3 separate regions of the Homo sapiens genome follow, and all the other regions are linked to region 1. Evidence: chromatin contacts called from ENCODE Hi-C or POLR2A ChIA-PET data. All regions are on one chromosome and are shown on one strand. Each heading gives the region's core, a stretch centred on a gene start or an enhancer-like site at or near the end of the contact. The rest is flanking DNA. Distances are from core to core; before and after follow the strand shown.

Region 1 (3,023 bases), core at 390-2,889:
TGAATGGTGGGTTATAGAGTCAAGCTATTAAAAGACATTCAGTAGACTCCAAGTGCTCCTACTTCAAAAAATAGGCCATAGGCAGAGGCCCCACTGGCTTCCCAGTCTCCCCTTGGGACGTCCCTAGGCTGCCAGGGAACCCCCCTCCTCCGCGCTTAGGGGGAGGAGAGAGAAAGCCTCGGAGGCGGGGGCCGGGGGTGGGGGAAAGCGAGCATCCCTGCGCCTCTCGCCCAGACCCACCTTGAGCAGGATGGACGGCGGCAGCTGGTTGATGTCTGGGGTTTCGGGGGGCGGCTCCCTGTGACAGTCGCAGGGGTTTTCGGGGGACTCCCGACAGTCCGCGTCGCCACATTCATGCTGCTGCTGGGCGGACAAGGGGGCGGTGCCCCCGGCTCGGACAGCGTCCCCGCCAGCTTCGGTGGGGGCACCTTCGGAGGTGGGAGAAGAGGGCGGAGGGCAGAGCGGCTGCGGGGGCTGCTCCGGGGCCTGGCAGCAGCCGGCGTCGGGGGGCCGGGGCGGCGAAGCGCCTCCCCCCGCAGGCCCTCCCCCGCCACCGCCGCCGCCGCCGCCGCCGCAGCCCCCGCCGCCGCAGCGGGGCTGCTTGCAGGGGGTGCAGGCGGGGACCCCGGCCCCCTTCCGCTTGCACACCATTTCGGGGGGCGTAGGGAGCTCGGCCGGTGACGGTGTCGGCCCCCGGAAGAGCTGCACGGCGGCGGGCGGCCCCAGGAAGCGCACCGGCCCCAAGCTGGCCAGGAAGAGACTTCGGCCCTGCTGCTCCCAGGCGGCGGCCGCAGCCAGCCCCAACTCTTTGCAGCAGGAGGCGGGCGACGAAGCCGAGGCGGCAGCGGCGGCGGCGGCGGCGGCCGAGGATAGCAGGAAGCGGCGGGCAGCAGCGGCGCAGTCCTCGGCGGCCAGGGCCGCGTAGCGCCGCGCCAGGTGCTGAGAGGAGGAGGCGGCAGCGTAGGCCCCGTCCCGCGGCGGCGGCGAGAGCGGCGGCTCCTCCTCTGGGCCGGCGGGGGCGGGCGCGCCGGGACTGTGCACGATGAAGCAGAGCATGCAGGGCCCGCGGAAGAAGCAGTCCCGGCTCCGGGGCGCCGCCGGCTGAGGGGGCACCTTGGCTGGGGTCCGGCGGGGCAGCCTGAGGAGAGGGCGCCGGCGGCGGCACCAACTGCAACAGCGAGGCCTCTTCTGGCTCGGGCGGTTACGCGGCTCCTTCGAGAGAAGGTGGCCCATATAGAAGGCCCCGAGGAGGGGGACCGGGACGGGAGGGAGGGAGACCCAGAGAGGCGGGCTCCCGGCAGCGGGGCAGGCCGCTCGCTGGCTCGGCCCCCGGAGGGGTCGCCCTTCCTGCGCACACACACGCACACACGGGCACACACGCGACGGTGGGGGGTGGGCGTCAGCTGCGGGCCGCCGGAGTGCCCGACGGGGGCTACATGCTTTGCCCAGGGAAGCCGGGAGAACGATGGGCGCGAGCTTTGGGGACGCGAGGGAGGGAGCGAGCGAGCCTGCCGGCTAGGCGACCAGTCCGGGCCCGGCCAGCCGGCTCAGTCAGTCAGCGGAGCGGCCGGGGAAAGGCCGGGTCCCGCTCGGACCATTTTAACTGCGGATCCGCCGCCGGCGCGCGCACCCGCGACTCTGCTCGGAGCCGCAGGAGCGCGCGGCCCGTTCCGGCAGGGGGCGGAGCCAGTTGCGGTGGCGCGCTCGTGGCGGGGACGCCGGCACCCGGCTGCTCACCCGGGACGGCCGTCACACCGGCACTACGGGAAGAAGCCGGCCGGCTAGGGCACGGAGCTCTGGGCTTGCGGGGTGCGGCGCACGCCCCTCCCTCCCACCGCCTAAGGTTTTTCCGAAGCTGCTGGGCGTGCGCCGCGTTTCTGAGGCGGGAGGAGACACTTCCGAGCCAGCTGTGTGACATCCGTTTACACAGCCGCGCTGACGTCTCGAGGTGTAAGTTCAAGAGCTGCCATTGGCCGGGAGCCGCTGGGCTCTTCCCCTCACCTTCCACCCCTGTCACCACCCCTGACTCGGAAACCGAGGCCACTTCGAAGCCGCGAGGCGGGTTCCGCCGGAAGGGCCAGTGTGGGCGCTGACCGCGCTTCGGGCAGAGTGGCAGATGCGGCCCCTGGGTGATGCGCACCGAAGTCATGTGAGGGGTTGATTGGTTGTGCGGCACCACTGTTTACCCACTTGTGTTTTCTTAATTGTTGCGTACTACTGCCTTTCCACAACTTTATTTCAGAATGAAAGCATATATCAAATTACCTGTGCACAGCAGAAAGATAACAGCTTCCCCACCCAGTGAGCCATTCAACACCCAGGCTACAAACTGTAGATCACTTTATTGTCTACACCCTCGGAATCCTGTCTAGCCGTCTGTTGTATATTTTAAACATGACGGTGCAGTGCCTGCTATATGACAAACGTTGGTGATCCAGATGAGAAAGAGGAAACAGCTATGCAGGCAGTCCTTTAGAAGGTTTGACTATATCGAGGCTAAAGAGCTAGGGCAGCTGCTAGAGCGGTACCTGGTGCGGAGAGGTTAGCTTTCACAAGCGAAAAATTAGAGGAGGCAAATACCATGGGAATGAGCCACTCTAGTGAGAGAAATAAGAGGAGAAGGTGGAATGGAGAGTGCTTTAGGAAGGATACTTTCTTCATTGTGATTACAGAGAATGAGGAAAGGTAGATAAAGGACGGATACAGAGAGGTGGATGTTTCTAGCAGGAAGGTGAAAGAGTTCCTTTCTGTTGGTTTCTGTTTTGCTTCAGATAGAGCTTGGTTACCTGCTGAAGGGTGGAAGAGAAGTGGCAGGTGTTTAAAAAAAAATCTGCTAAGGATAACTTGAGAGAGCTGACTGAGGAAGAAGTATTGCAATATTCAAGGCCCAGTGGCTTGGAGAAGACCACTGTTGGAACCTACATTGCTATTCCCACTATAGTGGCCAGCCCCACCCAGCCTGCTCTCAAACATGCTGTCAAACAATTGTTAATTCTGGCCTTTTTGTCAGAAATGACCAATCT
Region 2 (3,023 bases), core at 239-2,738, 2.8 Mb after region 1:
CAAGTACACCCTATGATGTTCTTACAACTGCATCGCCTAAGGATGCATCTCTTCAACTTCTCACCGTGGTTGAGGGATGCATGACTATATATATTTTCAATTTCCAATCAGCTAGGAATCACATTCCTGTAACTACTTGATTGGATATTTTTGGTTGTTTGTTCACCAGTATAGCAGGCAGGCTTTTAAGAATAATAAATCCATAAATTAGATTAAAATATTGGACCATATTAATGGTTGGTGCTATCAGGAATGGAGACTTACTAGGAAGAGTTTAGCGCATGTTGGAGGAAACTCAGGAAAAAAAAAAGGCCAAAAGTAACACCTGTGAAGTAAGGTGAAAGCGCCTGGAGCTATTTAGCCAGAAATGAGTTGTGGTATAATAACTGTCATAGATATGTATCAGAACATGACTAATTGTTGTTCGTCTTTGCTGAAATCTGAAAAGAAAAAAGTTCAAGGGTAGTTTAAGTGATGTATGTTTAATACTGAGAAGAAGAGCCATGACAGCTGATGGACAGGACATAAGAATGCTTATCATGGGATACATCTCTTGGGAAGAGAAAAAGGGCTTTTACATGTAGCAGTCTTCCCTGTCATGAATGAGGACAGGTCCTGCCTTAAGGCAGAGGGTTTACTAGTTGGCTTCCACAAGGCCCTTCTAGAACTGTAATTCTGAGCCACTTCAGATGCTGAGATTGAACTCGACACAGCCAAGTATCTCCTCTTTTAGGAGCTCCAGCAGTGCCGAGGAGGCAGTGCCACCAGCAGCGACGACAGCATTTATTCCAACTGAAGACTTCACTCAAAGGTGAGTCAGGTCAGTGTGGACCTGGGCGCTTCCTTTTCCTCCAGCTCTCACTGGGTCCAGGCACAGGAGCCCTGAGGGATCGGCGACCACAGTACTCCCTCCCCGGCCACCAATATAAGCTTTGACAGAGGATGGCTGGTTAGCTGGTGTTAGGTGGGAGGGACTCGCCACGGAGACGCGCTCAAGGAGGGATGAGTTGCGCCACCACCACCTAGGTCCCTCTCTCGCTATCCGGCGGGGCCGCCCGGACCCAGGTGCTGCCAGGGTACGCCTGGCGCCCGCCATCCCAGAGCAGCGTCCCGCTGCGCACGGTCTCCCTCCAGCTCCGGTCCCCGCGGGAGGGCGCGTGGGATGATGCGCGGGTCCTTGTGCCTTCCCCAAGCTCCAGCATCCGGAGCCGCCCTAGCCGGCACCGCGGCAGCCACAGCCTGGGAGAGAGAAAGGAAAGAGGGAGGGCGGCGGGAAAGGCTCGGCGCGGGAGGAGGGCGGGTGAGGAGGGAAGGAGCGAGGGGGAGGGAGCCTCTCTCCTCAGCGGTGCAGCTAGTCTCCCTCCAGCGGGCGGCGACTCCGGGTTCCCCCTCGCGCCCTCTCGCAGAGGCTCGCCCCCTTCCCCGCCCACCGTCCCTGCGAGCGCGGGCGGCGGCGGTGGGCGTGTGCGCGCGTGAAGGACGCCGCCTCTCTCTCGCTCCTGCGTTCGCAGGCGGCGGCTGGCGGCCGGCTTCTCGCTCGGGCAGCGGCGGCGGCGGCGGCGGCGGCTTCCGGAGTCCCGCTGCGAAGATGCTCAAAGTCACGGTGCCCTCCTGCTCCGCCTCGTCCTGCTCTTCGGTCACCGCCAGTGCGGCCCCGGGGACCGCGAGCCTCGTCCCGGATTACTGGATCGACGGCTCCAACAGGGATGCGCTGAGCGATTTCTTCGAGGTGGAGTCGGAGCTGGGACGGTAAGGCGCGGGCTCCGGCTGGGGAAGCCCGCGGCGTGCACTGGGGGTTGTCCCTCTCGCAGCGACGGCTCGGAGGGTGCGGGAGCCTGCCTTCGTGCCCTTCGATTTCTCCCTACCTAGTTAGTGTCTTGAGAGAGAGCTAACCTTCATTCAGGTGCGGCTCGAGTCCTTCCCACCCCACCAGAGCGCCTAGGCCGGTGCAGCTGTAGGATCAGCCCGACTCCCTCCCACCTTCCCTCCTTCTCGCAGGCTGCCACTTCCCTTGGGTGACAGCTCCCACCGCACGTGGGCCCTGCTTTCCCAATTGATATCTTTGCTCACGATTATAGCTTGCCAGAGGGTCCTGTTTGTCTAGTTATTGTTTAGGGTGGGGGCCGGAGGGTGCCCCTCCAAATCAAGACAGAATTATTAAGTTAGATTCCTCCTCCTTCCCCTCGTCAAGCTCTCCAAAGCAAGTGACACGAGAAATTAAACTTAAATACTAGCTTCCCTGCAGAGTCTGCTCAGGAGTGAAGGGAGAAATGAATCATTTAAGAGAGTTGAAGGCAGAATAATGAACTAGTGTGGCTTTAAAGAGAAAGCAGCATATGGGATCCAGGCAGTGGTAATTAGTGAGAATGCTGCTGCTTCCCTTCTTTCATGGGCTGGAGTGATTTATTTAAATTATATATGCAACAGACCATCTCCCTAGGATTGCAGATATGTCCCCTATCCCTCCTCTGAAGATCCAAACAGGTAGCAGTTTGGCCTTCTGCATGATTCCATATGCTTTCGTATTTGTATCCATTGAAAATTATAGTTTTCTTTCCCTTACTTCCTTTTTTTTTGTCTTTTCTCTCTGTTATCCATAGGTAAGGAGATTTATTTTCAACACTTATTTTAGATCCAGGCTCTTTAGTATAGGGAATCTGAAGATGTAATTTCAACGGTTGACAAGTTGCAGCTTCTGTACTTACTACTCCTTTGCAATTTCATTTTTCATTCTCTTTTTGCTGGAAATAGTATTGCTAACAGCCTTTTTATTTTTTCAAGTCATTGGAGGATCCAGAGCAGGATTCTGGATGTTGGTATTTAGTGGGAAGATGTAATGATCACTGCCCACTCTCCCCCCACTTTGCTAGTACTATTGAAGGCTCATTGAATATAGATGTGTAAAATAGGCAAACTTCTGAATGAAAATTCAGTGATTTGTCACTGTTAAAAATGTTTTGAAGTATTTGAGCACTGAATAATGTATACATAAACATCCATTTTTGATCAAGTTTTTCAGTATT
Region 3 (3,023 bases), core at 192-2,691, 2.7 Mb after region 1:
CCTCTCCCCTCTTTTTTAATTTAAAGAACATTTACAAATAATTAGCAACTTGTTCACTTTTAAGTCATACCAAAAACATGGCTGAAAATGTGCACTGCTATTGAGAAATCCGGGGTACAAATGAAAATACAAGTAAGTACAACATGTCAAGGACTAAATAACAAGCTCTCATTCTGTTAGCATCTGCCCCTTAATGATCTTAACATCCAAAGTGTTTGAGGCTTTGTGCCAAGAACTATAAAATAAATCAAGATTTTTTTTGTTCAAGAATGTATGAGTCAGGTATTCAAATTAGCTAACAAGTGACTTTTGTTTCATAATAATTACATTTTAGAACTGGAAGGAACCCGAGAGAGTACACTGATCTGTGTAGAGACAGACCCTCTTTATCTCTTTCAAGTACATTTACATTAGTAAATATACCCTTTTTATCCCTCTCAAGTACTAGTATAGTTACGTTAGTCACTCGACCCAAACCTTAATAGGCTGCCAAAACGTTTTCATAAACGAAATGAAATGGAAATAAAACAGTAAGAGAAGAGGTTATTCCATATGTTGAACTTTGGTCCTGGGCTCTAAGCTCACCACTGTTTTAGTTAATGTTCACATGCTCAGAGATTGTTCCCCAAACCTACATCTTGGTAAGGCAGCTGGCTCCTGAGGAGTGAGGCGTCTTGACACCCACTTCACTGGAATCAGTCTCCTTCAGCATCCTAAGGCACTCAGCTCTAATGAACTGCCCGGACTCCCGTTTGCATTATGATAAGCTCCTCTTTAGAACCTCTACTGTCTGCTTTTGACAGCCGACCTCAAGGAATACTGACTTAATCCAGGAATCCCAATAACATTTAATATTTATCTTCCTTTTCTGGGAGGAATCTACACTTATCCAAGTTGCCCAAGTGAGCAGTTCCCTCCCCACAAGTAATTAGTTCTACTCCCCAGAGGGTCTGTGAGTGAATCCCTCTGTCAGTTTTGAAATGTCCCATTATAGTTTTCATCTGTAAATATGTCAATATGTATCCAAAAGATGAGGATCTTTAAAAACGTAATCATAATGCTACTATCATATGTAAAAATGAAACATAATTCCTTAATATCATCAGATATCCAGTGTTTAAATTTTTCCAGTCTCATGTTTTTGTACATTTTTAAATAATCACATGTTTAAATCGTTTCCATCTCCAAGGCGTCGACCTCCCCTCCATTCTCCTGGGCGTCGCGCTTCCCTCTTTGTTTCCCGCCCTTGCGGTTCTGTCGGAACCTAACGAGCTTCCTTCCACCGCAAAAGAGCTGGAGAACAATGCTAGGCAACGTGCTGGAGACCTTGGCCCTCGGAACCCAAGTCACGCCTCCCATGTGAGCTCTGGAGGGAGAACTTTATGTGTTGCACTGAGGGCAGTCTCCGGAAACGCGATTCGCAGCGGGCGCCGGAAGCGGTGTTGTGTCTGCAGCTCTGGCAGAGGACTGTTCCACTAGACACGCTGAAGGGACTGGGTACGTGTTTTCCTTCAGGACCAGAGCTGAGAGGAGCTGGGATCGCGGCGGCAATGGAACGGGCCTCAGAAAGGCGCACGGCCAGCGCGCTTTTTGCGGGGTTCCGGGCCTTGGGACTTTTCAGCAACGACATTCCACACGTGGTGCGGTTCAGCGCGCTCAAGCGCCGGTTCTATGTAACAACCTGCGTGGGCAAGAGTTTCCACACCTATGACGTGAGTGACTTCTTTTGTTAGCTTCCCAGGAAAACCACCCTCCTTGGCCTCTAACTCTGTCCTGGAGCAGTCCGGTTCTCCCTTCCCATTTACCACGGGCTTCCCTTCTTTAACCCCTCCCTGTCCTATTAATATTTCGCCATCCGGTCACGTCCACGTGCTGATTTGGCACTTGCAGTCCTCCTGGGGCGTGTTTCAGAGGCAGCCTGGCCAAGGGGAAACTGCTAGAGAACATCTCAGTTGTATGGCAGTAATATTTGTTCAGTGAATATTTATTGACCTTCCCTTGAAGGTGGAAACATAATTAAGACAAACCTCTACCTCTTGCATTCTTAATGAGAGAGAAAAACATGCACGCTATTACGTTATTGGTGACACGAGCTGAGTTAGAAATTCACTCTAGGTAGAATACATTGGGAGAACCGGAGATGGTGAGATTAATTACCGTTAGGGAAAATATCTAATAGCAATCAGTTATTTTCAACTAACGCAAAGTGTCTGGCACTGTCACTCTAAGCCTTGCAGCCGTTTCTTTGCAACATAGGTGTCATTATACCGTAGCACCTTTATATAATCTATTAAAGTAAATTTCAGATAAATCACTTGTTAGTGATGATTTTTTCTCCTATAACAGTTCATCGATCATTGTAATAGTGTCTCTTGTTTACTTGTTTCTTTTGTCTTCTCCGAAAGAATGTAACCTCTGTGAGAACAGAAACCTTGATGAGGAGGATGATAATAGTCAGTGTTAATTAAGTACTTTCTTTTCTGGAAAACAGGTAGAGTTGTCTCTCTTGGAGGATTGTGAATATCAAATGGCTTATTAGCAAAAAGAGCTGGGAGGTAGGAACTAGTTGAGTTAGTGGAAAAGGAAAGTGAGGGCAGAGCTGAGGTGAAGAGCAATTGGGTTTCTCAGAGTCTGAGCTGGTAATGGAGACAGGGTGGGTTAGAACCATATTAATCATGTGAAAGTATTTAGTGTTACCATTCTCTGCACTTGTTCCTTGCTTGCTAACTTTTGCTTTTGCTGGTTAATGTTTTCTTCCTTGAAATGTAATTTTTCTGAGTTTATTACTGAAATAACTCTTGAAATCTTGTCTTTGGTACAGTGTCTTTCCTGACACTGCATTACACACAGACACAGGTGTTTTTCCCTATATTCTACTTCCAAAGAAACCCTGTGGTGAGGAGAGTAACATATTTGTACATTTTATAAAGTTAACAATTTACTTACTGTGTGTTGACATTTAGTCATAATAAAGATGGCTTTTAAGTTCTCCTCTAGTTCTAACACTGATGATACATTCGTAA

What was found. A loop is a pair of places that touch in the nucleus more often than their neighbours do. ChIA-PET counts read pairs that join two places held with the same protein, here RNA polymerase II (POLR2A). Pooled maps may share reads with other maps.
Region 2: a loop to region 1 is called in a map of naive thymus-derived CD4-positive, alpha-beta T cell, with 11 times the contacts of the local background. The contact joins the promoter of CAMK4 here to the promoter of FBXL17 in region 1. A Hi-C loop is called at or near these places in 3 of 168 maps with a recorded cell type or tissue (CD4-positive, alpha-beta T cell and naive thymus-derived CD4-positive, alpha-beta T cell) and 10 of 50 pooled maps. POLR2A ChIA-PET finds 5 or more read pairs at or near these places in 3 of 52 experiments (CD4-positive, alpha-beta T cell, CD4-positive, alpha-beta memory T cell and GM12878).
Region 3: a map of B cell shows a loop between it and region 1 (21-fold over the local background). The contact joins the promoter of WDR36 here to the promoter of FBXL17 in region 1. A Hi-C loop is called at or near these places in 5 of 168 maps with a recorded cell type or tissue (B cell, CD4-positive, alpha-beta memory T cell, CD8-positive, alpha-beta T cell and 2 more), 10 of 37 single-sample maps with no recorded cell type and 20 of 50 pooled maps. POLR2A ChIA-PET finds 5 or more read pairs at or near these places in 4 of 52 experiments (CD4-positive, alpha-beta T cell, OCI-LY7, T-cell and 1 more).

The regions. Positions count from the first base shown.
Region 1 is chr5:108,380,459-108,383,481 of GRCh38, forward strand. FBXL17 (F-box and leucine rich repeat protein 17) reads right to left here and starts at 1,640. Exons shown (of 9, transcript NM_001163315.3): 1 at 241-1,640. The coding sequence starts at 1,233. RefSeq lists silencers at 491-570, 591-1,340, 1,541-1,790 and an enhancer at 1,891-2,010.
Region 2 is chr5:111,222,896-111,225,918 of GRCh38, forward strand. It overlaps CAMK4 (calcium/calmodulin dependent protein kinase IV), which reads left to right and starts at 1,489. Exons shown (of 11, transcript NM_001744.6): 1 at 1,489-1,749. The coding sequence starts at 1,589. RefSeq lists enhancers at 618-717, 1,678-1,727 and a silencer at 1,078-1,567.
Region 3 is chr5:111,090,907-111,093,929 of GRCh38, forward strand. It overlaps WDR36 (WD repeat domain 36), which reads left to right and starts at 1,442. Exons shown (of 23, transcript NM_139281.3): 1 at 1,442-1,712. The coding sequence starts at 1,551. RefSeq lists an enhancer at 1,292-1,731.